2 separate regions of the Homo sapiens genome follow, and region 1 is linked to region 2. A link is an interaction called in ENCODE POLR2A ChIA-PET data of the cell type or tissue named here. Cell type or tissue: endothelial cell of umbilical vein. All regions are shown on one strand. Each heading gives the region's core, and the rest is flanking DNA. Links, peaks and the distances in the headings are about the cores only.

Region 1 (16,632 bases), core at 5,667-9,666, 320 kb after region 2:
TTCTTTTTCAAGATTATTTTTAATTGCATCACACTTCACTTATGAAAATTTATTTAGATTTAATTCTATGTTTCATTGAAGTTTTACTAGTTACTACTCTCCTGTATATTGTGGGTTTTTTCTTTTTTGTCATTTTTACTCTGTTTTTATTTAACTAGAGTATTTTCACAAGTAATTATCCAAAAAGTGCACATCATTGCTATACATTTACTTCTGAATCCCTGAATATCTAGGATGGTGAGTTAGACTCCTTTGCTTTGTTAACTTGCCACTATGGTTAAGTCTCAGAGCCTTCACAGTTCTTAACATTAGAAATGGGCTTTTGAAAAATAAGGCCATCATAAATTGGTGAACTTTTTCAATCTGCAGACACAGCCCTTTTTTCAGCTCTGGGGAAGTATTTTCTACTATTCACTGATTGTTTGTTCTTCATTGCATTTTTTTCTTGCATTTACAACTCCCGTTATTTTTAGATTGGACTTCCAAATCTGTTCTCCAAGATACTTATCCTTTCTCATGACCTCTCTCTTATGTGCACATTCTGTCAATATCATTCAGTGTTTGGAATTGTCTATTATATTATTCACTGTTGTTATTTAGATTTATATTTTGAAAATTATGGTTTAAGTTTTTTTCCAAAGAATTATTTCAGAGTATTTCTTTTTCATGAAAGACATTTTTAAAAGTGATCTCTCCAACCATTGTGAATCTGAATTAGAATATTTCTTCTAAACTCTCTCCTGGTTCCTGTTTCAGAAAGGTTCATTTGTTCTAAGTGGTCAATCTGGTGCCCTCCTTTTCACCAGACGGTTCTACCCATCTGTGGTTTGTTATTATTGTCTAGCTTATTTAGTATTATTAGCTGGAACAAGTTTCTTAAGTTCTTGCAGAGCTCTGGCTCTGGGATTTCCCCAAAGGAAATGGTCTGAGAGTTGATAAACAAGAGGGCTTGAGCTTTTTCTCAGCGGGGCTAGGGCTGAGGACACACAGCAGGTGAACAGGGCTCCTCTTCCGGTTGTGCTAATTCCTCTCCATCAAGGCAGGCAGCAGTGGGTCAGAGTGACAAGTCTCACTGAATCTGCTCCTCTGACTGCCTGAGGAGATTTGGGGCAGTGAGAGGACCCCCTCAAACAAGGCTTCTGACCACGGAGTCCACGGGCTTCCCCAGGAAAGGTGAGCAAGAGCACATGGTCTTTCCTGTAATGTGATTTCCACTCTACACCCTCTGTATTCATTTTCTCTTGCTGTGTAACAAAGTACCACAACTTAATGGCTTAAATCAGCACGCATTTGTTATCTCATGGTTCCCACGGTCCAGGAGTCCAGGTACAGCTGGATCCCCTGCAAGGCTACAATCAGTGTTGGCCGTAGCTACAGTTCTCATATGGAGCTCCAGGTCCTCTTCCAAGCTCATTTGGGTGTCTGGCAGAATTCACTTCCTTGCGACTGTATGACCGAGATCCCTGTGTTCTTGCTAGGAACTACCCTCAGTTCTTAAAGGCCACTTGCAGTCTCTTGCCACATGGCCTTCAAAGGCAGTTCATTTGCTCTTTTCCAGGTCAGCAGAAGCAAATCTCTGACTTCTAACTTTCTTCCAATCTGCTCCATGGGAGTCTCATAAAATGTGATGCAATGAAGGGAGTGATTATGCCACCACCATGTGCCACATGATGCAGTCTAATTAATGGAGCAATTATCCCGTGATAGTCAAAGATTCCCTCCACACTCCCGCATTTCCTCCACAAATAAGCTATGTACATCTGGGGTTGGGAGTTGGGACCCGCTTAGAATTTTGCCTTCCACGCTTGTACACTGTTGATGAGAGTGTAAATTAGTTCAACCATTGTGGAAGACAGTGTGGCGATTCCTCAAAGACCTAAAAACAGAAATACCTTTCAACCCAGCAATCCCATTACTGGGTGTATTCCCAAAGGATTATAAACCATCCCATCATAAAACACATGCATGCATATGTTCACCACAGGCCTATTCACAACAGCAAAGACATGGAATCAACCTAAATGCACATCAATGGTAGACTGGATAAAGAAAATGTGGTATATATACATCGTGGAATACTATGCAGCCATAAAAAAGAATGAGATAATATCCTTTGCAGGAACATGGATGGAGCTGGAGGCCATCATCCTTAGCAAACTAATGCAGGACCATAAAACCAAATACTGCATGTTGTCACTTATAAGTAGGAACTAAATGAGAACACATGGACACATAGAGGGTGACAATACACACTGGAGCCTATCAGAGGGTGGAGAGTGGGAGGAGGTAGAGGATCAGGAAAAATAACTAATGGATACTACCTGGGTGATGAAATAATCTGTAAAACAAACCCCTATGACACAAAGTTTATCTATATAACAAACCTGCTCATGTACCCCTGGACTTAAAAGTTAAATTAAAAAAAAAAAAAAAGAATTTTGCCTTCCACAATCTCAGAAGTATAAGAATACCTTTTAGTTTCCAGTGGCAGATAGAATTTCTCCTTCTATGTTTGTTGAGTTGCTTTAATAAAGAACTAGTGGGGGAGGGCAGATAGAATTTCTCCTTCTATGTTTGTTGAGTTGCTTTAATAAAGAACTGGTAGGGGAGGGGGATGGTGGGGAGGCAGAATATCAAAGGTGTATGTTTAAGATACCACATTTAGGCTGGGCGCGGTGGCTCAAGTCTGTAATCTCAGCACTTTGGGAGGTTGAGGTGGGTGGATCATGAGATCAGGAGTTCGAGACCAGCCTGGCCAACATGGTGAAACCCTGTCTCTACTAAAAATACAAAAATTAGCCAGGTGTGGTGGCGCATGCCTGTAATCCCAGCTACTCAGGAGGCTGAGGCAGGAGAATCACTTGAACCCAGGAGGCGGAGGTTGCAGTATGCCGGGATTAAGCCACTGCACCCCAGCCTGGGAGACAAAGCAAGTGTCTCAAAAAAGAAAGCAAGACTCAAAGCAAGTGTCTCAAAAAAAAAAAAAAAGATACCACATTTAATTGCTCAAATAATTAAACTTTCACCTTAATGAATTGATCAGCATTTATTAAATGTAAGATAGTACCTTAATGGTTGTTTTCACCATTGCAAAATGTTCTTCAAACAAATGAACCAAATTGATATATAAATAAAACATATATTTGAGGCAGTGTATTTATTTTAATTAATAGAATTTTTTTAGAACAGTTATAGATTAACAGAAAAATTGGTCACAGAGTAAAGAGCGTTCCCATATACCCACTACACACACATACACATCCATAATTTTCCCTATTACTAGCATCTTGAATTAGTATGATGCATTTGTTATAATTAATGAGCCAATATTGATACATTATTATTATTAAAGTCCATAGTTGACTTTAGGATTCACTCCTTGTGTTATGCATTCTGTAAGTTTCGCCAAATGCATAATTATATATATCCATCATTACAGTGTCCTACAGAATAGTTTTAGAACTATATATTTTAATCAAGAAGGTTTTTGTTTTGTTTTGTTTTGTTTTTCTAAGATGAAGTCTCACTCTGTTGCCCAGACTGGAGTGCAGTGGTAGAATCTCAGCTCACTGCAACCTCCGCCTCAAGCAATTCTTCTATCTCAGCCTCCCCAGTAGCTGAGACTACAGGTGCACGCCAGCATGCTCAGCTAATTTTTGTATTTTTAGTAGAGACAGGGTTTTATCATGTTGGCCAAGCTGGTCTGGAACTCCTGGCCTCAAGCAATCTGCCCGCCTCAGCCTCCCAATGTACTGGGATTAGAAGCATAAGCTACTGTGCCTGGCCCCAAGAAGTTTTTTTAGTCTGATGTTTTTCCTGTCATGGGTCATCTGTGTGACCCTTTCAGGCAAATGTGGGTGTCTAGACAGCATGTCATCAGATTTGGGTATAACAGAGCCTTCTGTGACTAAGTAGAGTTGACCTGAGTCCCTACTATTCAAAATTGGTTATTAGGGAGGATGTGGTTCAATCTGCTTAAGAAGAATGCAGTCTCTGGGGAAGGAATTTTAAAACAGAGTAATTTTGGTCCAAACTAAGGCCCAGTGGCATAAAAGAAATGTGAGTTTCCAGAAATAAAATTATCCTGAGGTGCTCTGGAAAAGACACTGTAGAGAGAAGACAAGCAACAGACTGGGAGAAAAGTAATTGCAAAGACCTATCTGATAAAGGACTGCTATCCAAAATATGTATACAAGGAACTCTTGGAACTCAACAATAAGAAAACAAACAACCTGATATGGTTTGGCTGTGTCCCCACCCAAATCTTATCTTGAATTGTAGCTCCCATAATTCCCACATGTTGTGGGAGGGACCCAGTGGGAGGTAATTGAATCATGGGAGTAAGTCTTTCCTGTGCTGCTCTCAAGATAGTGAATAAATCTCACAAGAGCTAATGGTTTTATAAAGGGGAGTTTCTGTGCACACACTCTCCTGCCTGCTGCCACGTAAGACGTGCCTTTTGCCTGCCGCCATGTAATATGTGCCTTTGCTCCTCCTTCGCCTTCTGCCATGATTGTGAGGTCTCCCCAGCCATGCTGAACTGTGAGTCAATTAAACTTTTTTCCTTTACAAATTACCCAGTGTCGGGTATGTTTTTATTAGCACGTGAGAATGGACTAATAGACAACTTAGTTAAAAAAGTAGGCAAAAGATCCAAATAGATACCTCACCGTAAAAGATATGTAGAAGGCCAATAAACATATTAAAGATGCTTAACATCAAATTTTGTTAGTCAATTGCCAAAAACAATAGTGAGATACCATTATATACACTTATTAGAATGACCAAAACTCAGAATACAGATAACTCTAAATGCTGGTAAGGATGTGAAGCAGCAGGAACTTTCATTCCTTGCTGGTAGGAATACAAAATGGTACAGCCGCTTTGGAAGACAGTTTGGAAGTTTCTTAGAAAACTAAACATACTCTTACCATACATTCCAGCAATTGCACTCCTTGGAATTTACCCAAATAAGTTTAAAATTTAGGTCCACAAACACCAAAAAAAAGAGTTATCAAGCTGGGTGCAGTGGCTCATGCCTGTAATCACAGCACTTTGGGAAGATGAGATGGGTGAATCACTTGAGGCCAGGAGTTCAAGACCAGCCTGGCCAACATGGTGAAACCCCATCTCTACTAAAAATACAAAAATTAGCCAGGCGTTGTGGTGCACGCCTGTAGTCCCAGCTACTCAGGAGGCTGAGGAAGGAGAATTGCTTGAACCCAGGAGGTGGAGGTTGCAGTGAGCCAAGAGCATGCCACTACACTCCAGCCTGGGTGACAGAGCAAGATCCTGTTTCAAGAAACAAAGACAGGGAAGAAACTTAAATGCATATGTTAAGTGAAGGCAGCCAGTCGAAAAAAGCTAAATACTGTATAATTGCAATTTCACAACATTCTAGGAAAGGCAGAACTATAAAGAGATAAAAAGATCAGCAGATAGTGGGGAGGGAGAAAGAATAGGCAGCACATAGAAAGATTCTGGGAGCAGTAAACTATTCTGTATACCACTAGATGGGAACTCTCTACTTTCTGCTTGATTTTGCTATGAACTTAAAACTGCTCTAAAAAATAAAGTCTATTTCAAAAATTATCTTGAGGAAATGGGTGTCCAAACTGGTAACCAAGACTAAAGCCCAGTCCCCAGAATTTGTGGAAGAGAGCTGGTTTGGACTAGCACAAAACTGATGCTATTATAAAAGTTCCTCCAAATGCAGCTATTCTGATGGGTATAGTGTCTATGTCCTGGGAGCAATTGCTGAGCATGGTTGTATTCACTGAAGAGAGAACTTGAGCTGGGAGCACACACAGCTGAGCTTGTTCCCTATAGGAGGATTATGAGGGCACCAGGATGGAGCAGAATTGCTGTGAAGTAGACCAGCACCATCTGTTGCCAGAGGATGACAAATATGCAGCAAAACTCCATTTGTCAGTGAGAAACAATAGCAAGGTTAAATTGTTCTGATATGAGTACTGTTCTCTCTCAGGTGTGGTAGTCAGGCAGATGGCACTTTGAGGACATGGGAACCCAAGGGTGTGCTTAGGTGTCAGGGAGGGCAGTGGAAGGGAGCACTTAAGGAATGATTAAATACTGGACTCTTAACAAATGCTGGAATTGGGGAGTTTCCACTGATTTTGGAGAAAAATAGTATAAAGTAATATCAATTCACACATGTGATAATCCTGATCTAAATGCTTAAGTTTCCTCTATTTTTTTCTGAATTCTTTGACCTTATTGTATGTTCTTAAACTGCCATATATATTTGGAATTATATATAAATTGCTATATATATTCAGAAAGAGTATGCTTTGTGAAGGAGAGGGATTTGGGAAGTGATCCTGGATTCTATGCAAAAAAATAGTTAACATTGTATCCAAAAGACTTTTTATAAGGTCGTTTCACCCAAAGGCTCTATTTATGACTCCAGAGAATAACAGTTTGAAGTCATAACCTAGTTGACATAAAACATAACTGGTGTGTGCCTCTGTTTTCTTATTAGTGTATTGAGATCTCACTGCTTCAGAAATAACCATAACAGGCCAAGGCAAAGGGATAGTCCATGGCTGCTTATAGAAAGTCTTGAGTCTTTAGTTCTGCTTGGTTGTTACTGGATTCTCATGCTCATTTGCTCTCTTTTTTCTTCATCTTCTCACCCAGTTAAAAACTAATTAGGTCATACCCTTAGAATGGCAACTCTTAAGAAAAAAAACAAACAAAACAGAGAATAGCAAGTGTTGATGAGGATGTAGAGAAATCAGTACCCCTGCGCATTACTGGTGAAAATGTAAACAACAGCAGCCACAGTAAACAACAACAACAACAACAACAAAAACATATGGCAGGCTGGGCATGGTGGCTCACACCTGTAATATCAGCATTTTGAGAGGCCAAAGCAGGTGGATGGCTTGACCCCAGGAGATCAAGACCAACTTGGGCAACATGGTGAAACCCCGTCTCTACTAAAACTACAAAAATTATCTGGGTGAGGTGAAGCGCGCCTGTAGTCCCAGCTACTGGGGAGGCTGAGGCAGGAAAATCATTTGTACGTGGGAGACAGAGGTTGCAGTGAGCTGAGATGGCGCCACTGCACTCCAGCCTGGGCGACAGAGCCAGACTCTGTCTCAAGAAACAAAAACAAAACAAACAAAAAAACAGTATGGCAGTTCTTCAGAAAGTTAAACAGAATTATCATAGATCCAGCAATGGCACTTCTGGGTATATTCCCAAAAGAATTGAAAGCAGGGGTTCAAGCAGATATTTCTACATCCATGTTCATAGCAGCATCATTCACAATAGCCAAAAGGTGGAGACAACCCAAATGTCCACTGATGGATTAATGGATAAGCAAAATGTGGTACATACATGCAATGGCACATAGTGGGGTGTCATTCAGCTTTAGAAAGGAATGAAGGACCAGGCATGGTGGCTCACGCCTATAATCCCAGCACTTTGGGAGGCCAAGGTGGGTGGGTTACTTGAGGCCAGGAGTTTGAGACCAGACTGGCAAACATGGTGAAACCCCATCTCCACTAAAAATACAAAAATTAGCCAGGCATGGTGGTGGGAACCTGCAATCCCAGCTACTCGGGAGGCTGAGGCAGGAGAATCCCTTGAACTTAGGAGGTGGAGGTTGCGGTGAGCCGAGATGGCGCCACTGCACTCCAGCCTGGGTGACGGAGTGAGACTCTGCCTCAAAAAAAAAAAAAAAAAATAGGAATTAAAAGTCTTACACATGCTACAATGTTGATGAAACCTTGAAGACATTATGCCAAGTGAAATCAGCCAGACACAGAAGGGGAAATGTTGTATCGTTCCATTTATACAAGGTACCTAGAGTGTCACATTCAGAGAGACAAAAGTAGAACGGTTCTGCTTGGTTGTTACTGGATTCTCATGCTCATTTGCTCTTTTTTCTTCATCTTCTCACCCAGTTAAAAACTAATTAGGCCATACCCTTAGAATGGCAGCTATTAAAAAAAAAAAAAAAAAGACAGAGAATAACAAGAATAGTCTCCCTCGGGGGAGGGTGAATGGAGAGTTATTGATTAATGAGTACAGGATGTCAGTTGGGGAGGAAGAAAAAGCTCTGGAGATAGTTGGTGGTGATGGTTGTGCAACAATGTGAATGTACTGAATAACACCAAACTGTACATTTACAAACAGTTAAAATGATACATTTTATATTATATATATTTTGTCACGATTAAAGAAAATTCATAAAAGGAAAAGAACATTTGGGTTGTGGGAAAGGAAGCTGGTGTCCGGAGGGGATCTAGATGCTCCAGTGCTTGCATGACACTTGGCCCTGGGTTCTTTACATCCTCCCTTCCAGGTCCTGAAAGTCTTTAGTCATTCATTCATTCATTCATTCAGCTAATGTTTATTAAGCATGTACTATGTGTTAAAGCTAAAACTACGGAATAGCTTGGGAACTACTGATTGTTGGTTAAATGCAGAATAGATTCTACTGAAATCATCAATACATGGAAATTATCAAATAATTTTTCTATTAAAACAATATAATTGTTTGCTATCCTCATTGCAGATTTTTCACATTCAGATATAGACTTGATTCTTAAATCAGTGTGTCACAAAATATGAAAGCTGCAAGGAAAATGATCAAGCCTACTAAATCACTCAGTAAAATAATATTTTTTCAAATAAAATTCAGGGATCACTAATATCATAAAATACAATATTAAAGCTGGTACACAGCCTTCTTAAACAGTCTAAATGGTCATGATTGGACCAAAAACATGAATTCACTGTGAAACATGGAAGCACATCCAGGAACTCATGTGGTTCACCTGAGCCCCTAGAAGTACACAAAGCAAGCTGGGTGTCGTGGTTCACGCCTGTTATCCTGGCACTTTGGAAGGCTGAGCCAGAGAGACTTGAGGCCAGGAGTTCGAGACCAGGCCGGGCAACATGGTGAAACCCCGACTCTACAAGAAATACAAAAAAAATTAGCAAGGCGTGGTCGCATACGTGCCTGTAGTCCTTAGCTACTCCAGAGGCTGAGGTGGGAGGATCACTTGAGGCTGGGAGGTTGAGGCTGCAGTGAGCAGTGATGGCACCACTACACTCCAGCCTGGGTGACAGAGCAAGACCCTATCTCAAATTTAAAAAAAAAAAAAAAAGAAAGAAAAAGAAAAGAAGAACAAGTCCACATACATATTGATTTCTATCCCTTTATTCTACTCATTTAAGTGATACACCCAAAACACATACTATGTTTTTGTTATGATTTAATTGTTCTGTAAGTTGCAACTGAAAACTGAAATAGTTTGTTCTTTTATTCACAATTTTTTTAAATGTGTAAAGCAATTGCAAATTGAAAAGTCTACATGTCAACAAAGGCAATTTGGTAACTGTGGTGTAGTATAAGAATGTGGACTTGGGGTCCAAAAATCTGCAGGTCACTAGACATATGACCTGGGAAAAATCAGTCTCCATGCTGTTTTATATCTGAAAGTAAGAATAATAATGCCGACACACCCTAATTTCCAAGGTTACCATGTACATGTGAGGTAGGCTTATATTTCTGAGGATGCTTTTTGGTCATGCTATAAGAGATGATAATAGCTATCACCAAAATGGAGTTTCTTTTTAAGTTTAAATAAGACAGCTGTGCATTTAATGCTGTATATGAGCAATTATTAAGATGCTATGTAAGTCCAGATTTTTTAAACATATAATAATACATTGTTATTAATCAGAAAAGAAAAAGAAAACTAGTCAGGCACAACCTATAAACGGGTTTTGAATTCCACATTTGTCATTGGGCAAAAATTCCTACAGACTTAAAATAACAGCTACTCTATTATTTCACCTATCAATTTCCCCACCACAGTGAGGAAAATATTTATTGGTCCCCCAAATTTATGATCCCTCCATCTACTCACAGTTCACTTTGCATCTTTCTTTTTCTTAATCAAATTTACCGTTTATTTTATTTATTTATTTATTTTTGAGACAAGGTCTCACCCTACCACCCAGGCTGGAGTACAGTGGCACCATCTCGGCTCACTGCAGCCTTGACTTCCCAGGCTCAAGGGGTCCTCCCACCTCAGCCCCTCAAGGTAGTTACAGGTGTGCGCCACCATGCTCAGCTAATTTTTGTATTTTTTTGTAGAGATGGGGTATTGCCATGTTGTGCAGGCTGGTCGTGAACTCCTGGGCTCAAGCGATCCAGCAGCCTCAGCCTCCCAAAATGCTGGGATTACAGGTGTGAGTCACCGCCCCCCGCCAAATTTACCTTTTAAATGCAAGGTTTAAAAACATTAAATTTATTTTTCTATTGCTATAGTTTTACTAATTTTAATTTTTTAACCTACATGACTTGATAAGATTATTCCTCTCTGGAACCAACGGAAACACAAAACAGGTAACAATAATTCCTATTGTGGACTGATTCTTTGGACAATCATCCAAATAACTAAAACACAGTATACCCATAGAAAATTGTGAAGTTCTCTTGCTCTGGCATGGGTTTAAAACCAACAAAAAAATGATGATTTTAAACTCGGGGGGAAAAAACAGTGATCTAGGGCAAACCAAGACCTGCGAACAAAATCTGGCTGACTTCCCGTTTTTGAAAATAAAGTTTTATTGGAACACAGCCATGTTTATTTGCATACATATCATCCACAGCTGCTTTTGCAAGACAAAGGCAGTTGAGCAGTTGCAACAGAGATCACATGGTTTGCAAAGTCAAAGATATTTACAATTTGGTCCTTTGTAGAAAAAAATTGCCAATTCTTAATCTAGGGACTAAATAGAGGAAAAAGGAAATAGAAGCCCCTCTTTCTTGCAGTAATGTTAAAAATCACAATTTCTAAAATATAAATATTTTGCACCAGGTTGGAAAACAGGCATTCAGCCTAATACTCATTAAAGCCTTACACTTAAAGGTCACTCTGTGGTCAGTATTCTTTGCTGCTGGATGACAGGAAGTGTGAGTAAGCTTTCTTTCTCTGCGAATGAACAACTTGCTGTGTCCAGATTTGTTTTGTAAGGACAAACAATATGATGCAAAAAGCAATGACATACAAATAACAAAATGATGTAAACCCTTTCCACAAATTGTTGGATGGGTTTTTAGACCAACCTGACCTTCATTCCACTTTTACTTTGAGAAGCTGCCTCTTTGGGGCTTCAGGTTTTGCTGCAGAGGTCACAGGAGGTGGGCAGTGGTATGGTGGAGGCATGTTCCGCACTCCCCTCTTTCCAGCCTTGGGAAGCTGTCTCCTAAGGTGGAAAAAGATGCTTCAATACCTCTTGTACAGTCTACACCTTCCTTCACCCGAGGCACAGTCAAGCCTTTTGCTGGTTTCACTCCATTCCTTTCTAGCTACCTAAGGCAATAAATTTCCATTTTTGCTTAAGTACTTCGAGTTGGGTTCCTGTCACTTACAATCACAACAGCTTTTTGTCAGAATCCTTTCTTTGGCTCTGATGTTCTGATTTTCACTTCCAGTAAGCTCATCTGTGAGAGGTGTTGCACACGACATTTAATGCCAGCTGTACATTAAAATCACAGGTCCAATATTTATTACTTCTGTGCACGTTTGAGCTTCACTTCTTACCTCTACAAAATGAAGATAATACTACCTACTTTCACAATTGTGATGATGAAAGGAGATGACGTATTTGTAAAGCATCATGCATGGAAGAGACAATAAATATTGTGGCTTTTTTTTTTTTTTTTTTGTGATACAGTCTTGCTCTCATTGCCCAGGCTGGAGTGCAATGGTGCGATCTTGGCTCACTGCAACCTCCGCCTCCCATGTTCAAGCAATTCTCCTGCCTCAGCCTCCCGAGTAGCTGGGATTACAGGCATCCGCCACCACGCCTGGCTAATTTTTTATATTTTAGTGGATACGGGGATTTGCCATGTTGGTCAGGCTGGTCCCGAACTCCTGACCTCGTGATCTGCCCACCTTGGCCTCCCAAAGTGGTGGGATTACAGGCATGAGCCACCAAGCCTGGCCTAAATATTGTAAATATGGCCTTTCAGTCCTCCCCTACCAAACACAAACAATGGATCGAGAGGTCCTAAGCCTCACCTCTTCCTACTCATCCTACGCATACTCAGTCTTCTAGAATTGATTCAATTGCTCCTTGTTTGTGTAGCCTCACCAGCCCAGCCACCACTTTATTAAGCTCTAGATGTCAATTCTCAATGATTCTACAATCCTCTGAGATTAGCACTCATACCTTTTATAGCCCTCAAACCAGTTTTTAAGAACAACTTTCAGGGCTGGGTACCGTGGCTCACGCCTGTAATCCCAGCACTTTGGGAAGCTGAGGAGGACGAATCCCTTGAGGCCAGGAGTTTGAGACCAGCCTGGGCAACATGGCAAAATCCTGTCTCTACTTAAAAATACAAAAATTAGCTGGGTGTGGTGGCACGCACGTAATCCCAGCTACTCAGGAGGCTAAGGCATGAGAATCACTTGAACCAGGGAGGTGGAGGTTGCAGTGAGTCCAGGTTGAGCAACAGCACTCCAGCCTGGGCAACAGAGCAAGACTCTGTCTCAAAACAAACAACTTTCCACTTTGTTCATAATAGCAATATATGTTCATTACAGAAAATTTAGAAAATAGAGAAATACAAAGATGAATATACAGTAAAGGCATAAATCAGCTATATTCCCAATCCTACAACCCAGAAATAATTCATTCTTTCTCTCTCTCCCCTCCCCCCAATTTCTCTCTCTCTCTTATTCTACATGTATCCCATTAGTATACTTCTAGTGGTAATTAAGAGAAAACCTGGACTCAATATGCAATTGGTTTAAACTATAAGAAAAAATTAGCTCACATAATAAGTTTGGAAATAAGATGAGTTATTTAGCTGGACAACTCATCAAAAGTCAGTCTTCAGTTACTCAACAAGGAACTAGAATTGAGACAATTTTAATATTCCTTAAATGCTTTTATGAAGACAAAATGAAAATCAGTCAACAATATCTAAATAGTTAAAAGAAGCGAGTAAATCCAGCAAATCAGCCGTAGTGGAAACTGATTTGCAGTGGGTGGGTGTTTGTTGAACTGGCTCTTGGTCACTGACCTGCAGCCTCCAAGGCTAATAAGTCAACAGATCAGCAGATCAATCAGCTGGGGCCTTTGCATTTTTCCACATTCCCAGGCCTGTCAGCTCAGCCTCAGGCCTGGCTGCATGGTGGCTTTATCACATGTAGAGTCTAACATTTAATGGAAGCATGACTTTGTTTCCTGCTTTTAAAGATAGAGGGAAGCTTTTCCTAACATTTAATGGAAGCATGACTTTGTTTCCTGCTTTTAAAGATAGAGGAAAGCTTTTCCAGAAGCCTCTCCACTCTCATCCACCTCACTGGCCTGGAATGAATTATACTCCCCGGACTCAGAAGATCACTAGCCAGGGGAATTCACATTCACCACTCACTGATGATTCACTCCCCAGGGCAGGGCTGGTGACTGCCTCCCCTGAAGCACACTGCTGTGCAGAGAATAGAAAGCCCACCAAAATTAAGAGGTGTTAGGAAGGAGAAGGGAAGTGGTGTGGGTAGGAAGTCAACAGTTTCTGCCACCATATCTTTTTGACTTAAATTTAAATTTCTCCATGTCCATATATAGTTTTTGAAAACATGATTTTATCTGAAAACATAATTGCATGAAAGCATCAAGTTTATTTAACAAGTTCCCTACTGTTAGGCATTTAAGGCAATTCAATTTTTCACTATCATCAACCACTTAGAATTTTGCCCTAAAACTGCCAAATTAATGTCCCTAAATCCATTGACTTGAGTCATGCTGTTTCTCTTACTGAATAAGTATTAACATTTACGGTTGAAGATGACTTTAACTTTGCTTATATGTCATCAGTGAATCAATACATGAATTTTCAAGAAATGCTAGATTTGTCCAATACATACATATGTCCTTTTCCAATCTTTATTATTAGCTTTTATGTCTCCTCACTTTCCCCCTGTCTAGAAGAGCTCTTGGCAAATTCATTTCAAGAAACCTTTGCTGATAATTTTGCCAGGTCCTATAAGGACCCAATCTCTGCCTTCAGGAGCTTATAATTTAGTAGTTTTTCTTGAATTAGCTCTCAGTAGGCAGATCACTTAAGGCCAGGAGTTCGAGACCAGTCTGACCAACATGGCAAAACCCTGTCTGTAATAAAAATACAAAAATTACCTGGGCGTGGTGGCGCATGCCTTTAATCCCAGCTACTCGGGAGGCTGAGGCACAAGAATCGCTTGCATCTGGGAGGTGGAGGTTGCAGTGAGCCAAGATCGCACCACTGCATTCCAGCCTGGGTGACTACAGAGTGAGATTCTGTCTCAAAAAAATAAACAAAAAAACCCACAAAACTCTCAGTAGATAAAGATACGTAGACGACCAGGACTGTCTGATTCATACATCTGTTTAATATTTACTGAATATCTATTATGTGCCAGGCCCAGATCTAGAATCCAGGGATGGCCAGGCACGGTGACTCATGCTTGTACCCCCAGAATTTTGGGAGGCCAAGGTGAGAGGATCACTTGAACCTAGGAGTTCGAGGCAGCAGTGTGCTGTGATCATGCCACTGCACTCCAGCCTAGGAGACAGAGCAAGACCCTATCTCAAAAAAATAAAACAGACTAGAATCCAGGGGTGCAATGCTTTTAGGGAACTTAGTAATATTCTTAGGTAGTGAGAAAGAAGCCCAAGTGAATCTTTCAAGTTGTTCTTCCTACCTTTTATTCTCAAGCCCTTTGTCACTTAGAAAGGAAACATCTGGTCTTTTCTGCCCTTATCTGAATCCTTTTGAGAGAATAATTCATGTAGATTTTCTCACCTTTGGCCTTGTCACTGTCGTCATAGATAATGTGGCTATTTCAACAAAGGGCTAGGCTTAGCCAGAGAATGTAATTTTACAAACTTTATTTCCTGATGCAGCCTGCAGCTCACAAACAAGGCAGGAAGTGCTGCTCACAGTGAACTTGGCTGGCTGTGGCTGCAAATAAAATGGGAGCCTTCAAACATTGCTGACCCAGCGGCCAGATCCTATTCCCTGGGGTCCTGGCCCTACCAGGGCATGAGAGGCCGCAGAGCAATGGGCTCCGAATTAGGACTTTGTTCACTTTGGAAGTTGAGGGATAGAATATCCCCCTTACAAATGGGAATTTAAGTGTAAACAGCTCTGTACTTTCCCAGGTGACCCTGCTTTAAAAACAAGCATATAAACATTTCATTTTTAAGGAAATAAAATTATAAGAATCTTTCTACCTTTGTAGGTTTGTCTAAATTAATACAATAAATGAGTTCCTTTCTTGGCTCAAAGGGACTAGGTTGGGAAAAAAATATCATTGTTCATAGAATTTTAGAGTGGGAAGGGCTCTTGGAAATCATCTAGTCTGGTGACAGGGAAACCTGGCTGCCCATGGAAATGACATGGACAGCCTTCAAGAATAGACATAGCTGGGCACGGTGGCACATCTGTAATCCCAGCTACTCTGTAGGCCGATGTGGGAGGATCCCCGGAGTCCAAGAGTTTGAGACCAGCCTGGGCAACACAGCAAGACCCCTGTAAGAAATATTTCCGGGCGCAGTGGCAGGCACCTGTAGTTGCAGCTAATCGGGAGGCTGAGGCAGGAAGATCACTAGAGCCGGGGAGGTAGAGGCTGCAGTGAGCTAGGCTCGCCACTGCACTCCAGCCTGACAAGAGAGCTAGACACTATCTGAAGACAAAACAAAGCAGAACCCCAGGCCCCTCCTGGGCCAGCTGTATCGGATTCCCAGGGCACTGGCATAACACATTTTATCTACTCAAACATCGACTTCTTTCTTTAGTTTATTACCCCCATAGAAAGGTCAGTGAAGCTGGAGGAGAAGCACTGACTGCTGAGAACTGAGAACATCTTCTGGGGAGATGAGAGGTCAGTAAATAGATAACGAAGGCAGAAACGGCAGGCGCGTCCGTGGCAGAGGAGCTCCTGACCAGGACGCCAGCGCAGAGCGCCAGGGTTTATCTGAGCAGCGTCATCGCTTCCTGCGTTTCTGGGAGTCCTGCCCCGGGAGGAGTCCGGGCGCTGCCCCTGCCCCCACAAGCCCATATTCCTCCTCTCCCGCACTGCATTGCAGACCTAGGAGGGCACTGAGAACCCAGAGAGCCCTGCCGAGCCGTGATGCAGCAGCGGATCTGACAAATCCGCCCGGTGCACAGAGCACGTGACTCATTGTGATGTGTCAGTGAGTCGGCGGCTGGACGCGGTTCCGCACAGAGCTCCTAGCCCTATCCCTCCCCGAAGGCGATGACAGAGGTGTAGGCTCCTAGAAGCTGCCAGGCCTTGCAGCAACGCTGCACGCAGGAGACGCACCTAGGGCAGAAGCTCAGCCAGTAGCTTCGGGCTGGCTTTTCTGCTTCATGCAGGTGAATACAGAATGCCTTTGTTTCCTTCCCTCGGTCCCACCTCCAGTGTAGTAAAGCTGATTTTTCTTAGCAGAGAAAGAGCAAACGTTAATTTTCTAAAAAAGATACATTTTTAAAAAGGCAAACTTAAATCCAATTCAAAGAAGAATGCATTGCTCTGACTGAGTTATCCAATAAGATGCATTTATTCAACAGATACATTGACTACCTACTAAGCACTAGAC
Region 2 (16,632 bases), core at 8,144-12,143:
CATACATAAATAGCAGTATTCAAGCCAATAGCTTTGTGGTTATTACACAGGGTTGCCAGTCCTTGACAATCCATTCAACAAAATAGTGTCATTATGTTCCTTTCCAAGAAAGAGAAAATGATATGGATTTTGTAGCATAAATCCATAGCGAAAGGCAGCTGGGAAATAAATGTTTTTAAACTGATGGTCCATTCACATCATTTCCCCTCTATTTCTAGTATCCCCTGTCCTTTGACCTTGCCATCTCCTTCCTGCATTTCTGGTTATGACAGATTTTCCAGTAGTAGGGAGGGGAGTTGGTTCTTAGTGGCAACACCAAAGAGCATGTTTGCAGGAAAGAGCTTGGGATCATGGCAGAGAAGAGGTTACTATTCTAGCTCCTTATCCCCACCTCACCCTCATGAATGGCCTTATGTGATACACACTATATCTGCAACTCTTCAAAAGCACTCTCAACGCTTCTTCATTTCAAATGGCTACAGATGTGGCTGGGAGACCCAATAGAAGGGATTGGCTTTCTTTTTTGTGGGACTGTTATGGGCCTCTATGGGTCAAATGAATTCTGTAGGATCTACCTCTTTGTGAGTAGCAAAATCCTTCTTGGACCTTGTTACCTTGCAAGCAAACATTTCATATATCTCTGTCTCTCACACTCTGTCTCACACTCTCTCTCTCTTTCTTATTACTGTCAAGGTATTGAAAGTGGTGACTGCAGTTCAGAACTCCACTTTCTTACTTAGCTGTCTTCAGCATGACAGCATAACTTCAGCGTAACATTCCCTCCAGTGGACTGAAAATGTTTGCTCAAATCAAATACCCCAGTGGCTCTTCTAATGCTTCAAAACATTGGCCATTTCTTGGCCCTGATTTCTCCAACTTTTGTGCAATCTTATACATAATTGGCAACTCCCCAGTGTTGGGGCCTTCTTCTCTCCTGCATCTCATGGTGCTGTGCCATCTTGGTTTTCTCCCCACTTCTCTGACCTCTTCTCTTTTTTGCCTCTATTTCTCCTCCAACACTGAAATGTAGGCATTGGCCAAGGTTTTGCCTTTGCCCTGAATTTTTCCTCTGAATAAGCTTTTTGATCTTAGCCACTAGGCTCAGATAATACCTAGCTTCCTGAATCTGACGTGAGCGTTGGCCTCAAACTTACAAATTCTTTCTGGAGGATGTTGACCACCTGGAGAACTGACCATTTCCTAAAATTAAAAACAAAAACAAACTTTGCAGCTTCCTATGCAAATGACTTCTCTTCTGCCTTGTCTCTGTTTTACTGATTCCTTCATTTCCTACTTACCCAAATTTGAAACTCTGGAATGTCTCCTGATTCCTATTTGTCCCCCAAATCTAGTCAGTTTAAAGGCCTCTCAATTATCTATCTACGATGTCTCTCCTATCTCTTCTGTTACATTTCTGCAGCTATTTGCCAAATGCAAACACTGTTTAACCTATCCCTGGAGCGATTGCATCAGCCTCCAGAAGAGGTTTTCCTCCTTCTTGCCCTCTGCTCAGAAGCATTTAGAGTTCCCCGTTTCCTCCCTGCCTCGGTCTGTGCTTCTTGGCTTTCCCTAAGGAAGTAACCATTTTTAACTAGAATAAGTAGGGGAGCCACAGGAGGCCAAATAAGGAGATAAGGGCAGATAAGGCCTTCTCTCTGGCCTTATCCCCTGTGGCTCCCTTATCTATTCTAGCCAAAAATGGTCACTTTCTAGTTCTTGAAGCTCACTCCTCCTTTTCCCAGCCCCATGCCTGTGCATAGGATGTTTCCTTCACAGGTGTGGTGGGGGTAAATGCCCTTTACACACCTGAGACTCCATGTCAAAATGTTACTTATCATCCTAGTTCTACCTGAAATGATGCTTCCTTCATGAAGCCATTTTTGATAACCAGCCACCAAGTAAATGCGGTCTTTCTTTCTCCGTCCTCTGACACTTCTCAGAACCGTTTTTATACTTCATTCATGTTCCTTATGCTATTCTGTATTGTGTTGTAATCATTAATATTATTCCACTATTCTCCCAAGATCATACAGTAGTTACAGAGACTAGTATTGTTTTTCTACTGCTCAGAGCCGAGTTTAGTGTTTTGCATATAGTAGGTGCTGTATTTGCCAAATTGAATTGGCCAATGGACATCCAGTGAGTCTTCTCCAATTGGCCAATTGACAACCAATGAGTCTTCTCCAGTTAGCCAATGGACATCCAATTAGACTTCTCCAGTGTGTTCCTCCAGCACAGGAAGACCAAGTCAGCTCTCTGGACAAAGGCTTAACTTAATCATACTGTAAAATGCTCACTTATTCTTCTCATTTACATGGTAAACCCTTCATTTTCCTGGGTAGTGAGTCAGACTTACATATTCCCCCTAAAAACCTCTATTTTTAAAAGCTTGAATTTTTACATTTGAGTAGCTCTAGCTACATCTCAAAAAATCTGCAGAGATAGTGCTTGGCTGAAAGTTTTTCTTTCTGTCTTACAGTCGTCTCCATAATCTGTTTTGGAGTTGAACGCATAAAATGTATTAATGTTGTAGGCATACGTCCTGATTGCTGAGTGTTTTCTGACATCCCCACAACTCTTGGGACTTTGTGTCACAATTCTGTAAACTTGGTCTATTGTATATTCACATCTGGGCTCAGGTCCAAACCACCTTTACATAAATTAAACACAAATAATTTAGAGCCTGCTTCCGTTCCAGCTGGCAACCCCAGTAAATGCACATGTTAACTTCACAGCAGGCTTGCCAGGGAAGAGGCAGAAAGTGAATTTCTTCATTAGAGAAGTTAACATGGGATGCGTTCCTTGAAGAATGGTGTAAATATGTCAGTCCATACCACCAGAAAAATAACAAGCCTCCTGTCCTAGACAAAGATGCTACTTGGAGGAACTAGCCCAGGCCTGCTTGTTTCTGGAGGGGGCAATGAGAGGATTCCACTGCTGCCTGGGCTCTCCCCTCTCCCTCCATACCAGTGTTTCCTAAGTGTTTCTTAAGGCGTGTGGCACAATGTGTTCATGCCAGCCCAAGAGGAAGAGGCAAAGTAGTAGATGTATGATGACACCTACAACAGGCAAACCCAGCCTCCACAGCTGGTTTTATCTTTCTTACTAGCTCTTCAATGTTACTCTCTTACACTTAGTTTTCCGCAATATTTCCAAATGTTTCTGTTATCTGTCTATTTTAGAAACAAACAGAAAGCACTCCCTCCTTCTCACCTCTCTAGTTTGTCTGCAACCATAGAAAAGAATGATTTACATGACGCTGGACACAGTGGCTCATGCCTGTAATCCCAATACTTTGGGAGACCAAGATGGGAGGATGGCGTGAGGCCAGGAGTTTGAGAACAGCCTGGGCAATACCGTCTCTATAAAAACTTTTAAAAAATTAGCCAAGCATGGTGCCATGCGCCCGTAGTCTTAGTTACTCGGGAGGCTGTGGAGGAAGGATCACGGTAACCCCAGGAGTTCAAGGCTGCAGTGAGCCATGATCACACCACTGCACTCTAGCCTGGGCCACAGTGCAACAGTCTACCTCTGAAAATAGAGAGAGAGAGAGGAGGGAGGGAGGGAGGGAGGGAGGAATAGAAAGAAAGAAAGAGAGAGAGAAAGAGAGAGAGAGAAGGAAGGAAGGAAAACGAAAGGAGGGAGGGAGGGAAAGAGAGAAAGGAGGGAGAGAGGGAGGGAAGGAAGGAAGGAAGGAAGGAACTTACGTAATAAACTAATAAACGTTTGCATTTCCATTTCCATGGGATGAAAGACAAAAGACTGTCTGGGGCAGAGGCAGAAGCTTCTCTTGATTGTGCCCTCAGCTTTGTCTCCTTGGTGCCCGTCCTGTGTGGACCATGTCCGTAGCTCTCTCAAGAAATTTGCTCAGTTAACGGTGCGGTCTTCATGTGTGATGCCCGCAGGTACTCATTGTGATCCTGAGTTCTAGGAATCACTTGAGCTCTAATTAGCTGTGAGCTCAAGTATTGAGACTTTCTGGGCCTTTGTCTCTTCATCTGTGAAATGAGAGGAATGAAGCTCTTCTCTTTAAGCACTTTTGTCTCTAAAGTAACAGGATTCTAATTCTCCAGAAAAAATCCTCCTGCCATAGAGCATATTACAAAGATGTCTTTTTTTTTTAACTTTTAATTTTTGGGTATGTAGCAGATGTATACATTACTGGGGTACATGAGCTATTTTGATACAGGCCTACAATGTGTAATAATCAGAGATGTCTTTTCTGACAGCTGAGGCTGGTCCTGATCCCTGGGGCTTTCTTTGGTCTTTGCAAGACCCTCCCTACTTTTTGCTTTCTTCTTCCCTAGATCCAAGCTGCTGTTCCAGCCCAGCCCAGACCCTCCTTGACTTTTGCAACACAGCCTTCTCTTCCTTCCTACTCATATTTCACTGAGACACATGTTTTATGTCAGTTTTCAACCCCTAAGTGGTATCAGACGTTTTAGACCTTGTTTTGGCAAAATTTATTCTAAGGAATTGCCTACTTTTTCACCTAGACCTTAGTCTTACCCATGAACAGATGCATTTTATCTAATCAGTTATTTAGAAGAACTGAGAATGTGGTCTTCTGAAATACACATGTATTGTTCTGCTGTTGTTGAATATAACATTCACAGTCAGTAGAAATTCCATACATGAGTGATTGGTTTGGTCTTCAAACTACAGGAGCCGCAAACCAAGTTTGAGGTGTGCTTTAAGTGCAATTGATAACCTGAGTATTAACCCAAACTCGGATTTGATCACTAACACAAAAGTAGCTTTTACCTGATCTTTTTATTCAACATAGCTCATTAACATTAGCTTGTAAAGAAGAGAAATTACTTTGAAAAAAAAACCACAAAGGAATGACAACAGCGATTTTGTTAATGAATCCCACCTCACTCTTTGTGTCTCAAAGGCAGCGTAAGCAAAGTAATAAGCTATGTATCTATTTGGAAAACAGTCTCAAATTAAGGAGCTTATTCAGATGCCATTGTAAAAATAATTTTCTGAAATTGTGGTCTATCAACAGGAGATAAGATGGCACTTTGTTGTTGCCTGCAGAGGCCCATTAGAAATATTCTATTTCAGAAGCAAATCACACTGTAAATACCACGTTCAGATTCATTTATTCCTACAATAGCATTTTTGCAAAGGTGCAATTTCATAATTTGACTTAGCACTGATAGTCCATCATCATTTCGAAGCTCTTTGTAACCACTGGTTAATTCACACATCCTTGGGAAATGGTTTAGTTGTACCAGACCCATTTTTAAAGGAAATGCCCAAAATGTATAATGATAAAGTAGCTTTTCAAAGGCTAAACAAGGACACAGATGTGTTTTAAACTTGTTTTCTTTCTGAATGTGTCCTTAGCACATCTGACTAGAAAATTCTGAGCAATTTAAACATAGATGTGTTTGTCACCAATAAAGACTAAAGAGCCCTATTAATGATTCAATTACAGACAGGAAACTTGATTTAAAAAATAATTAAAATAATAAATGCAATTCCTTCAAGATGCAAATGTAAACAGGACCTAAAATGAGTGAATATATTAATTGCACTTTTCTCCTCCATTTGGTCCTCCTGAGCCATATTTTTGTTAAAGCAAGTGCTCAACAGAGGACTAACTTCTAAAGTTATTCAGCTAATTCCCAGCATTCATTGGAAAATGTCTAGTATTTCTAAACACTGTTATGAGAAAAAAAGGATTTGAACTGTCAACTCCCATTATTTTTGTCATTACACCTTTCCTGAGACTGGCCTTGCGACTTAAACTGTTCCTGTTTCTTATCAATGTTGTTTTAGGGTTTGGTTTATATGTGGAATATTATACAAGTCCTGAGATTGATGTTGAACATGAGGTCATGGTTAAACATTCATCACAACATGTGCTTAAAAATATATATAAGTGGTAATAAATTCAGAACTTACAAACTCAGAAATTGAGGGAGATTCAGGCACTTTCCCAAGCATTGTTTCTTGGGACACCAGAATTCTTCTTCTGAAAACTTCATTTGTTGCTTACTACCACATTCATTCATTCATTCAATAAATATTTATTGACCAACCAGTATGTGCCGATCACTGTGACAGCTGATAGCGATAGTGATAGAGACAGTGATAGATCAGTGAACAAAACAGGCATCATTCTCTGCCCTTGTGATATTTATTCTCTAGAAAGACACTGACAAGTAGAAGAGACCTGCTACTCAGGGGCTGTTCTCCGAGTGGCCTCCATGCCTTTCCAGCTTGCAGAACCTCATTATCTTCATCTGCAGCCCCCAAGGCAGGCCCACCTGGGACCTAGATCATGCTCTAAACAAGACGCATATAAAAAACATCTGGCAGAGGCAATTGTTGGCTGAGGATCAGGTTTGTTCCTGGTTGCTGGTGCTCTCTACTTGTAACCCTCTGCTGGGGTCCTAGACCCTCTGAGATTCAGCCATCAGCTGGAATACTCTTGTTTCCCAAGGTCACTCAATCCCCCGACCCTGGACACTTGACTAGCATATGCGTATTCTCCATGTTAGACACCCTCTGCTAGCTCTAACTTAGATGTTTGTCTTCTTTGCCTATAATTCTAGGTCCCAATCAACCCCTTTACACTCACCAGCCTGCTGTGCCTCATACTCTGGAATGACAGGCCTTATCTCTTCAAAGGGGACTGAACCAAGTCAGCTCTGACTTTTTGGAATTGGTTTATGGTCTTGGCGTCATTTTACTGACTCTTCAAGTGGCACAAATTGAACAGAAACAATAAATAGAAACTGTAGGTCGTCTTTTCTTCCCCACATCCCAAGCCGGGGTCTAAAAATAATAATTATCCAATAAATGTTAAAAACTAAATACATTAGTAGAATGCTTTGTCTTTCCATTTCACGCTTATTTCTTCCCACGAAAGAACCCCAGCCACTCTCTGAAGGTGACTGGCGGCAGTAAAATTAGAAAGAAAGGTACGTCCTGAAGGAAACATGGAAAGGACTCCACCAGTGATAGAATTTGAGAGGAGATGGAGGCCAGGATGTTAATGATGATACAAATGTTTCCATCTTTGGGTCCGAAAGAACAGTGGTACTAGTAACACTAAGAGTAAATAAAGCAGCTGGGCGCGGTGGCTCACTCCTGTAATCCTAGCACTTTGGGAGGCCAAGTCGAGTGAATCACTTGAGGTCAGGAGTTCAAAATCAGCCTGGCCATCATGGTAAAACCCCGTCTCTACTAAAAATGCAAAAATTAGCTAGGCGTGGTGGTGCACACCTGTAATCCCAGCTACTCGGGAGGCTGAGGCAGGAGAATCGCTTGAACCTGGGAGGCGGAGGTTGCAGTGAGCCGAGATGGTGCCATTGCACACTAGCCTGGGCGACAGAGCAAGACTCTGTCTCGAAAAAAAAAAAAAAAAAAAGGCCGGGCGCAGTGGCTCACGCCTGTAATCCCAGCACTTTCGGAGGCCGAGGCGGGCAGATCATGAGGTCAGGAGATCAAGACCATCCTGGTTAACACGGTGAAACCCCGTCTCTACTAAAAATACAAAAAAAATTAGCCGGGCGTGGTGGCGGGCGTCTGTAGTCCCAGATACTCAGGAGGCTGAGGCAGGAGAATGGCGTGAACCCGGGAGGCGGAGGTTGCAGTGAGCGGAGATCGCGCCACTGCACTCCAGCCTGGGCGACAGAGCGAGACTCCGTCTCAAAAAAAAAAAAAAAGGCAAATACAGCAAGAGAGTAGGTCCTATTTCGAACATTTTGAGAGGCTTTTAAACATTGCAGGTAGAGATGTGCAAAAAAGAACTTGAGAAACGGGAAACTGGGCAAAGCTGGACATAGAAATGTGGGAATCACTTGTTGGCTAAAGCTGTAGAAATTGACTTTTCGTAGAAGGGCAAGGAGAAAAAGAAAAGAAATAAATGTCTCGAGAAAAAGCCCCCTTGATGGGATGGATTAAGGTTAGAGGGTGTTCCAAGGACAATGGGAAGGCGTTATGAGAGAGGTACCAGTTACAACAGTGTCTTGCTACAGAAAGCTGCTGATGTGAGCATTTCAAAAACGGAAGCATTGTTCACAGTGTCAGGTGCTAGAAAGAAATACAGGAAATTGTGGACATGGGCGATACAGTAACTAGGCTCACCAGGACCCTTGAGGCAGCAGCTTCACCCAGCCCTTGGGGCAGTACATCCTAACACAGACATTCAGCATTGAATGCATATGAAGAGACACCGCGCATTTCTTTGGATTTGAAAGAAATACACGCAGAACATTCTAAGACATTCGAAGCAAGATGATCAAGATCTACGGTGATAAAAATGTATTTCACCATGTAGTCTTAAGAGGAAGGGTGGAATTAACTTGGAAAACTTATGTAGCCCTCTCACAGAGGGCAAATATGTTTGATATCACTTAATACTTCTGACTGATTAGTAGTGGCCATCTGTAGTACATTTGAGAAACTTCTTAGAAAGAAATGGCTTAATAGGTTGCAGTGTTCAGTGTGGGCAAGAGGAAAAAGTGGCAGCACAAGTGCCCCAAAACTGCCATCTCTGCTCCATCTATGAAAAGATAATGTGATTCATAAAAATAATATTTTAGAAAATATTTAATTTTTATTACATTAAAAAGTGGACTGTTTTGGAAATAGGTTAATACTCATTTTTAAATGGGTACTAACTTTATTTGGGGCTAACATTTCTATAAATTAAGAAGAACTTTATTTGGGACTAACATTTTCATAAATTAAACAAAAAGGCATGTATATTTATTTTTCTTGAGCACAAAATTATCTGAAATGAATTTTAAAATATATATTTTTGGCATATATTCTTTCTGCTTATTTTCTTTGCATTTAGAAATATGCATTTTTTAAAAAAATTGAGGCCAGGCATGGTGGCTCACACCTGTAATCCCAGCACTTTGGGAGGCCAAGTCAGGCAGATCATTTGAGGTCAGGAGTTCAAGACCAGCCAGGCCAACATAGTGACACCCCATCTCTACTAAAAGTACAAAAAAATTAGCTGGACATAGTGATGCATGCCCATAATCCCAGCTACTCCAGAGGCTGAGGCAGGAGACTCACTTGAACCCGGGAGGCAGAGGCTGCAGTGAGCCGAGATCGCGCCACTAAACTCCAGCGTGGGCGACAGAGTGAGACTCCATCTCAAAAAAAAAGAATAATGAGATTATTTTCTATAGACAGCTTTTATCCTACCATTTTCTCTTGAAATTACATGTAAAACATTATATTAGGCTCTTAAATATATATATTATATACATATATATGTATATATATAAAACTTTTGTTTTATATATAAACCTGTACGTGTACAGGTTTGTTATATTGGTAAATTGCATGTCACAAGGGTTTAGTGTACAGATTATTTTGTCACTCGGGTAATAAGCACAGTACACAATAGGTAGTTTTTTGATCCTTTCCCTCCTCCCACCCTCCATCCTCAAGTAGACCCTGCTATCTGTTGTTCTTTGCGCCCATATGTATTCAATGTTTAGCTCCCACTTATAAATGAGAACATGCACTATTTTATTTTCTGTTCGTGCACTAGTTCATTTAGGATGATGGCCTCCAGCTGCGTCCATGTTCCTGAAAAGGACATGATCTCATTCTTTTTTATGGCTGCGTAGTATTCCGTGGTGTACATGCACCACATTTTCTTTATTCAGTCTGCCATTGATGGGCTTGTAGATTGATTCCATGTATTTGCTATTGCTAATAGTGCTATAAAGAACATATGTGTGCATGTGTCTTTATGGTAGAATGATTTATATTCCTTTGGGTATATACCCAGTAATGAGATTACTGGGTCAAATGGTAATTCTTTAAATATTTTTAAAAACAAGCATTTGGTAAATCACATCTTTCTAAAATAATTTTTATCTAAATGGCCTAGAATATTTAGGACATTTTCAATTTTTCAAGATTATAAATAATTATAAATTATGATGGAATGAACATCTGTATGCATAAATCTTGATGTATGCTTAGGGATTTCTTTAGAAGAGATTTCTAGAAGTGTGGTTGCTGAACTAAAGAATAAAACCAGTATTAAGACTCTTGATATATACTCCAATTTGCTTTAGAAGATAATTCATGGAGGTAGGGGAGGTTGGGGAGGTTTACTTTAAAACTATATCTATGTTTTCAAAGAAATTGATTTTTTTTTATGGCACAAATTGATATTTTAAATCAGGAATTGGCACACTTTCTGAAAACGGCCAGATAGGAAATATTTTAGGCTTTGCATGCAAGACAGCCTCAATCTCAACTGTTCAGCTCGTCCGTCATACTGTGAAAGTAGCCATAGACAATAGGCAAATGAATGAGCATGGTTGTGTTCCAATAAAACTTTATTTACAAAAACAAGCAGTCAGATAGGTTTGATCTACAGGCCATAGTTTGCTGACCTCTGTCTTAATTGAGAGTCCTGTTGTTTTGTGAAAATATTTGAATTGTGACTGTCAAGAATTGGGAGGCATGCTTTGCAAAATTCCCTTTATGAAGATTTGAGCCTATGGGATCATGAATCCTAGTTATAGTCTTGGGAAGGGAGTAAATCTGCTTTTGTTGCAAAGCGATTTGGAAACTAAGCAAGGAAGCTATGAATCAGCCTGTCATTTCAACATATGCAGAGTATGGAAAAGTCCATAAAGTTAGGCTTCTGTTTGCCTCTGTCAGGCAGCTGTAGCTCTGCCCTGAGTCTTTTCTTTGTGTACTTTCTTGAGAAATTCAGTCCAACTCCCACAAAAGTAATCACAACCATGTTTGCAAGTTAATTTCACACAATATTGATTCAATCAAAGTCTCTATCACTCATTAATTCCAGCATTTCTACACAATTCCTAGGAAAACAAAGCTTGAAGCTGCAAGGAAAGAGTCATCTGAGAAATAACTTTGTTCTCATGAAACCTACCCCATTGGGAATATTTTTCCCAGATGTTAGGCATACAGTTGCTTTTCCTTAGGTGACCCTTTATTGAGCAGCTAAAAGACATCATTGACTACCTTTAACAAAAGTGTAAATAACAAAGGAAATCAACCATAATTTCTGAAATAATATGTCTTAATTAGCAGTTATCTGTCAAGGAAATTGTAAACTGACCACAGGGATAAGATATGTTTTACCATATTAAGTCGTTGCCTGGCCTGTCTTAATCTCTTGTTGCTTCTGAAGGTGCTTTGAATTCAGAATCTTTATGTCAAAATAGAGGATGAAGGAAGCTGCTTTCAGTGATTCTCAGATCTTACATAGATGCAGGAGCGTGCACACACACACACACACACACACACACACACCCTTCTGACCCGCAGAATGCAAAAGCAGCTGCCTTCGTAAACACTACATCAGAGTCCGGCAGTGGTTTAACACTCATTGTCCTGCCTCTTTTATTTAAGCCAGAGAAACAATGTCAGCTGGATGCAGACAGCTCTCTGCCATGAACAGAAGTGTTTTTGCAGGCTAGCCCAAGCAAGTCACAAAGAGTTGGGGGGAAAAATGGATTTAGCCTTTGCAAATTAATATAAACAATCACTTCCCTACATGTATGACAGCTGGAGTGAAAATTTTGGTTAGAAATATTTTTTACTGGCCTGGCACGGTGGCACGCCTGTAATCCCAGCACTTTGGGAGGCTGAGGCAGGCAGATCACGAGGTGAGGAGTTCGAGACCAGCCTGGCCAACATGGTGAAACCCCATCTCTACTAAAAATACAAAAATTAGCCGGGCGTGGTGGTATGTGCCTGTAGTCCCAGCTACTCGGGAGGCTGAGGCAGAAGAATCTCTTGAACCCAGGAGGCGGAAGTTGCAGTGAGCTGAGATCATGCCATTGCACTCCAGCCTGGGCAACACAGTGAGACTCTATCTCAAAGAAAAAAGAAAAAAAGAACAGATTTTTTTTTTTTTTTACAAAGAGATCCCAAAATTGTGTTCCCGTTATCATAGACTTTTAGTCATGGTATATGATTTTTTAAACCTATAGAATTTTACCCATGTACTGTTTGGCAGCTAACGGAGAATCTGACCTCTCTAGTTGATGGGTAGAGAAAGTGGAGTTTAGGCAGGAAGTGACTTGCCCAGTGAGTGGGTCCACAGTGAGAACTTGGTTCCCAGGATTCCCGAGACAACGATCCCCTCACTGAACACACTTGTCTTCAGCCATATTGCTTTCCCTACTTCTTACTTTTCCAGGTAATGCATAATCACGATCTGGTGTTTGGGAGTGCATGCACCCATTTTGCAGCTAGACCTTCAGGGGTTTATAACTTATGCTGTGTCATCCTTAAGGGCAGAACAGGGACCAATGGGTAGAAATTATAGCCCTAATATACCATGAAAAGGTTTCCAACATGCATCAATTATTATTTTCCTAGGATGTCCACATTATATCTTGAGCTATTTTGACTTGAAAGGTGCACAAAAATTTTTTAAATCATTTTTGTAGATTATATATGTTTGTAAAGTGCCATCCAGCACATTGGAATAGTTATTCACCTAAATATATGATAGCAGATCTTCAGCACTGAGTTACCAATGAGATCACACTAAATCATTGATTCACATTCTCCTCCCCATGTGCTATGGAGTAGTTTATTGTACTACCACAAAGTGCTCATGCCTAGGCTGGCAGAACACACCATCATGGAGCACAATGCTCTACAGCAAGTCATTCTTCAATTTCAAAGAATCGATTGGACTGTTTACATTACTTTAAGTCAATCTGGTTGCATGGATGCTTCTGCTTTTTGAATGTCATTGCTTAGACTCAAGACATATGGGTTTCTACGCTATTTCTACTCGTGTGACAGACTGCCTCGAAAAGCAGCGAGCTCCCCTTCCACCAGAAGCTTTCAAGGGGTGGCCAGATGCCATCTGTGAGGAGTGCCATGCATTTCTGTAAAGCCTCAGACCTAGACTGAATTGGATCCACAAATAAATGGGGAGGAGTCGACTGTTGAATGCCAACCATGTGGTCTTTTGTTTAGATGGGGTCATTCTCATTTCATCCCCCAGAGAACATAAGGAAAGACACAGCTTATTGCAAAGCTCTGTTTGAGTTGAATAATGTCATTGGAATGGCTGCTAGGGGACCATCATCATACACTGGGGTTCTGGTGCCCTAGTGCTAAAGAGTGGGAAGACCAGTGAGGTCATAATTGGTAATAAGTAAATAAATAGGCTTTCCTTTTTGAAAACCCTTGAAAGAGGGGTCTATGAGAAGGGTCTTATAGAACAGGACAGGGTTGACTGACAGAGAACTCACAGAAAGCAAAACTCTCCGAGGTTTCCTTTTGGTAGTATTGGTTTTCCTCCCCATTGTCTTCTTAGCTTTCTCAATTTTTTGCTGTGGTGAAATAGTCCATCTGGGGGAGGGAATTTCATTCAAAGAAAGAAAAGTCAATCAGTGAAAGAAGACGGAATGGAGACCAGAAATAGAAAGAATTTTAATGAGAACATGTCTTGGGTCAACTCCTAACCTAATTACCATGATGTCTTTCCGTTATTTTCAACTATTTGGCCTGGGTGTGTGTGTTAACCAAATGACATTGAGTTATTTCCCAGAACAGCTAAGTGCCACACAGGAAATACTTGCTGCTTCATGTGATTTGGTTGAATCCCCAATTTATAGCTTGAAGGAAAAACAGATTCTCAAGATTTGGGAAAAAATCAGAACCTACATTTCTTATTTCTCATTGTCATGACAATATTATTTGATGTTAATCAGAGAAAACACTGGAGCTTATATCAGTGTATATCATATGCCAGTATCATAGTGAGTACTACACGGGTATAGAAAGATGGACAATGACTTGTTTATTGTCCTTGAAGGGGTCACGGTCAAGTGGGGAGTCAGGACTTGCAAACAGATATGTTATATCTTAAGAAGGTGAATGCTATAACTAAAATGTAAATAAAATGTTTTCTAAGTTGGTTCTCAGTCTGTTTGCTAAATGTGCAAAAGCACATTTAACATTTACTTTCTTATCATTAACCACCAACCTCTGACTTCGAGACACTGAAACAGACAGAACAGCCATCTGCAAGTTCTGGCTTCATCATTTTGTTTCCTTATTACAATGAAGTAAGGCCCAGGTCATTGTCAATTAGAAATGAAATAAAGTAGAGTTTAAATACGAAACTGTTTACCGATGCTCGTACCTAAAAAGTATGGAAGGAAGGGGCGAAGAACTACGCTATAATCCCCTGGGATTGAAAAGTTTATAATCTATTTCAAAAGATGAAGTTTATCCAAATAATGAGATAGTAAATGGAAGAAGATAATTTATTAAGTGCCCTCTGAGTGGTGCAGAGAAATCTACGATAAGAATTCAAAGCATCCTTTCTTCTTGTCAGGTAATTAACAAAGAAGGATGTGTTCCAAGATAAGATGCATTCAGGAAAGAAGGTCTTTCGAAAATGTTTGTTTGTTTGTTTTGGTACACTTTGATCTACTCACCCAGTTTAGAAAGAAGGTAGAGGAAAAGCTTTGTTCTCTCCCTCACTTCACTCTTCCATGGCAAGGTTCAGAGACAGGTGTGATTAACTAGAAATAAATGCAAAATTCTTGAGTGACTCTTGAGGGACAGCTTTTTGCCTGAACTGGTTAGCTCATAATGAAATCACGGGGGAAAGATTCGCTGCCTTGGACAAAGATGTACCCAACTTTGAAATTATGAGCTGTGACTCTAAAGTTGACCCTAAAAACAGACCTAAGCAGTCCTTTTACATGGAATGATGTCTCCAACTAGGAAGTCATTGACTATCCTCCCATTTCTCAAAAACAGGCCACTTACCAACCATGGGGATAAAACTAAACTTTTTTGGTGGAAGTCATTATTCTTATTTCCAACCTCTGAGACCCTCAAGGTTGCTGGGGCTCTTCATGCAGTCCTTCTGTCCCTCTTTCATATTCTGAACTGATGTTTGCTTCGCTCACCCTCCCTGGCTGCTAACCAGGAGGGGACCCCTGCCAGGGCCATTGCTCAGAGGAATCTTTGTGTTTCTCCAAGCCCTACCTCCTCATTAACAGCAGAGCAGCTGCAACTTACTTCTCCTGCAACTTCATGGAGTCCTGGCAAATTGCCTGTCACCTCTGCCATAGATACCTAGTAATGTACCCTCCAACAGAGGATCTCATCTGGAAAATAAGAGTGGCTGGCAATTTAGGGGAAGTTCTTATCCAATAGCCATCTTTTGATCAAGGAGGAGCCCACAACCTCAGAGGAAATCTTTCCTGTTTACAGACTTCTGGGGCTTTGAAAGCCCTGGTAGGCTGTGGGCCAGCCATCCTTAGCTTTTACGCAAAGGGGCCAAACAGGATGAGACCAGGATGGAAACTGCATATCATAGGAACCCAGAAGGGCAGGAAGTAACAACATAAGAAGGAATTCTTGATTAAAAGCACAGTTAGAAGGTTGGTGTTGGGTGGGGTAGGGGATAATGACATTAAAATGCGTCTAGTTTGTATGTGTGTTTGTTATAATAAAGCCATTAGCCCATCTCCTTCAGTTGCGTTTCCGTTGTTACATTATTCTTCACTTTGGAGAAATTGGAAATTTTTTTTTATTATACAGAGACTCTGTACTAAGTAGTCTATTTGGAGGAAAATCAAAACTCCTTTCTCTCTCTCTCTGTCTCTTGCTCTCTTTTTCTTTCTTTTTATAAATTCTCTATGTGAAATAGAACCTAGGAAAGACCTTGTTATCCTTTGCAGAATTCATTATTCTAGAACTAATTATTGGGATATTGAAAATAAGCAATGTTTATAAAGGGTAAAGTTGCTATCCATATGTTCTTTCTACACTTATTCCCCAAGAATGACACAGATGTTTGTGAACTTTTTAAAAAACGAATCGCTCAAAAAGTGGCATTATTATGAAAGGAACAATTTTTCTCCAAAAACTTTTTTTTCTTGGTGTTGTTTGCTGTTGAAATCCTGCTTGTGGAGTAGGGATGTCCAAAAAACACCCCTTTAATTTTTTAATTCCTCTCCTGACACCACCACAGGGCATATGAGTGGCTGAGAGTCACGCGCACTGGCCCCATGTCCACACAACACAGTGGACCGTGATCGTCTTTTTCCAGACAGAAGTCAGTAGTAACATGTTTTATCATTGTACTCCTATGCCAACCAGAGAATAAATTGTCGTTACCAGATGGTTCAGTGTTGCAGAAAATGTGTTCCTACAGAATTCTGCATCAGCCTCCTTGACTTCCACCCTGCAGGTGATATTTATGGACTGTTTACAAGTTGCTCACATATGGCATTCTAAAGAGGTTTGTAACTTTTATACGCTGTCATCCAGTTTATTTATTTTATGAAAATTCCACTCCAAAGGTCACCCTTGTTCCACCTACCTCCCTAACTTCAGGCCAAAGAGAAAATCCTGAATGTAATCTCAGGACAGAGGAGCCAAGCGAACAGGCTGTCAAGCCCTCGACATTCAGTTCTCCCCATGCACCAAACTCTGCTCCTCTGGACTGCAGGCATAACCCAAATGAGGACAGCACCGAGCCTCTCTCCTATTTGAATAATACAACATTTGTGTTGTTTTGTGTGGCAACGTCCTGATTTGGACTTTGTTCGGCTCCCATGGAGGAGAGAATGGGGCAGCAACCCCATGGAAAGGGGTGCAGCCAGTATGAACCCC

The links. ChIA-PET counts read pairs that join two places held together with the same protein. Peaks named below come from ENCODE experiments on the same cell type or tissue, not always from the same donor. Only the 100,000 strongest peaks of a DNase experiment are listed, where the experiment ranks them.
Region 1: POLR2A ChIA-PET joins it to region 2 with 5 read pairs; 2 of 35 experiments call an interaction of 5 or more read pairs at or near these places.

The regions. Positions count from the first base shown.
Region 1 is chr10:32,980,241-32,996,872 of GRCh38, reverse strand. It overlaps ITGB1-DT (ITGB1 divergent transcript), which reads right to left and starts at 14,322. Exons shown (of 3, transcript NR_184020.1): 1 at 14,188-14,322; 2 at 11,116-11,250. RefSeq lists enhancers at 998-1,498, 15,496-16,058, 16,111-16,200, 16,251-16,300, 16,059-16,621. In endothelial cell of umbilical vein, for the core only: no CTCF peak of the experiment used is centred there; no DNase peak of the experiment used is centred there.
Region 2 is chr10:33,301,004-33,317,635 of GRCh38, reverse strand. The region is part of intron 2 of NRP1 (neuropilin 1); the gene reads left to right. Among named protein-coding and RNA genes, the nearest start is that of NRP1, 25 kb to the left of the region's middle. In endothelial cell of umbilical vein, for the core only: no CTCF peak of the experiment used is centred there; DNase peaks (open chromatin) are centred at 10,615 and 11,305.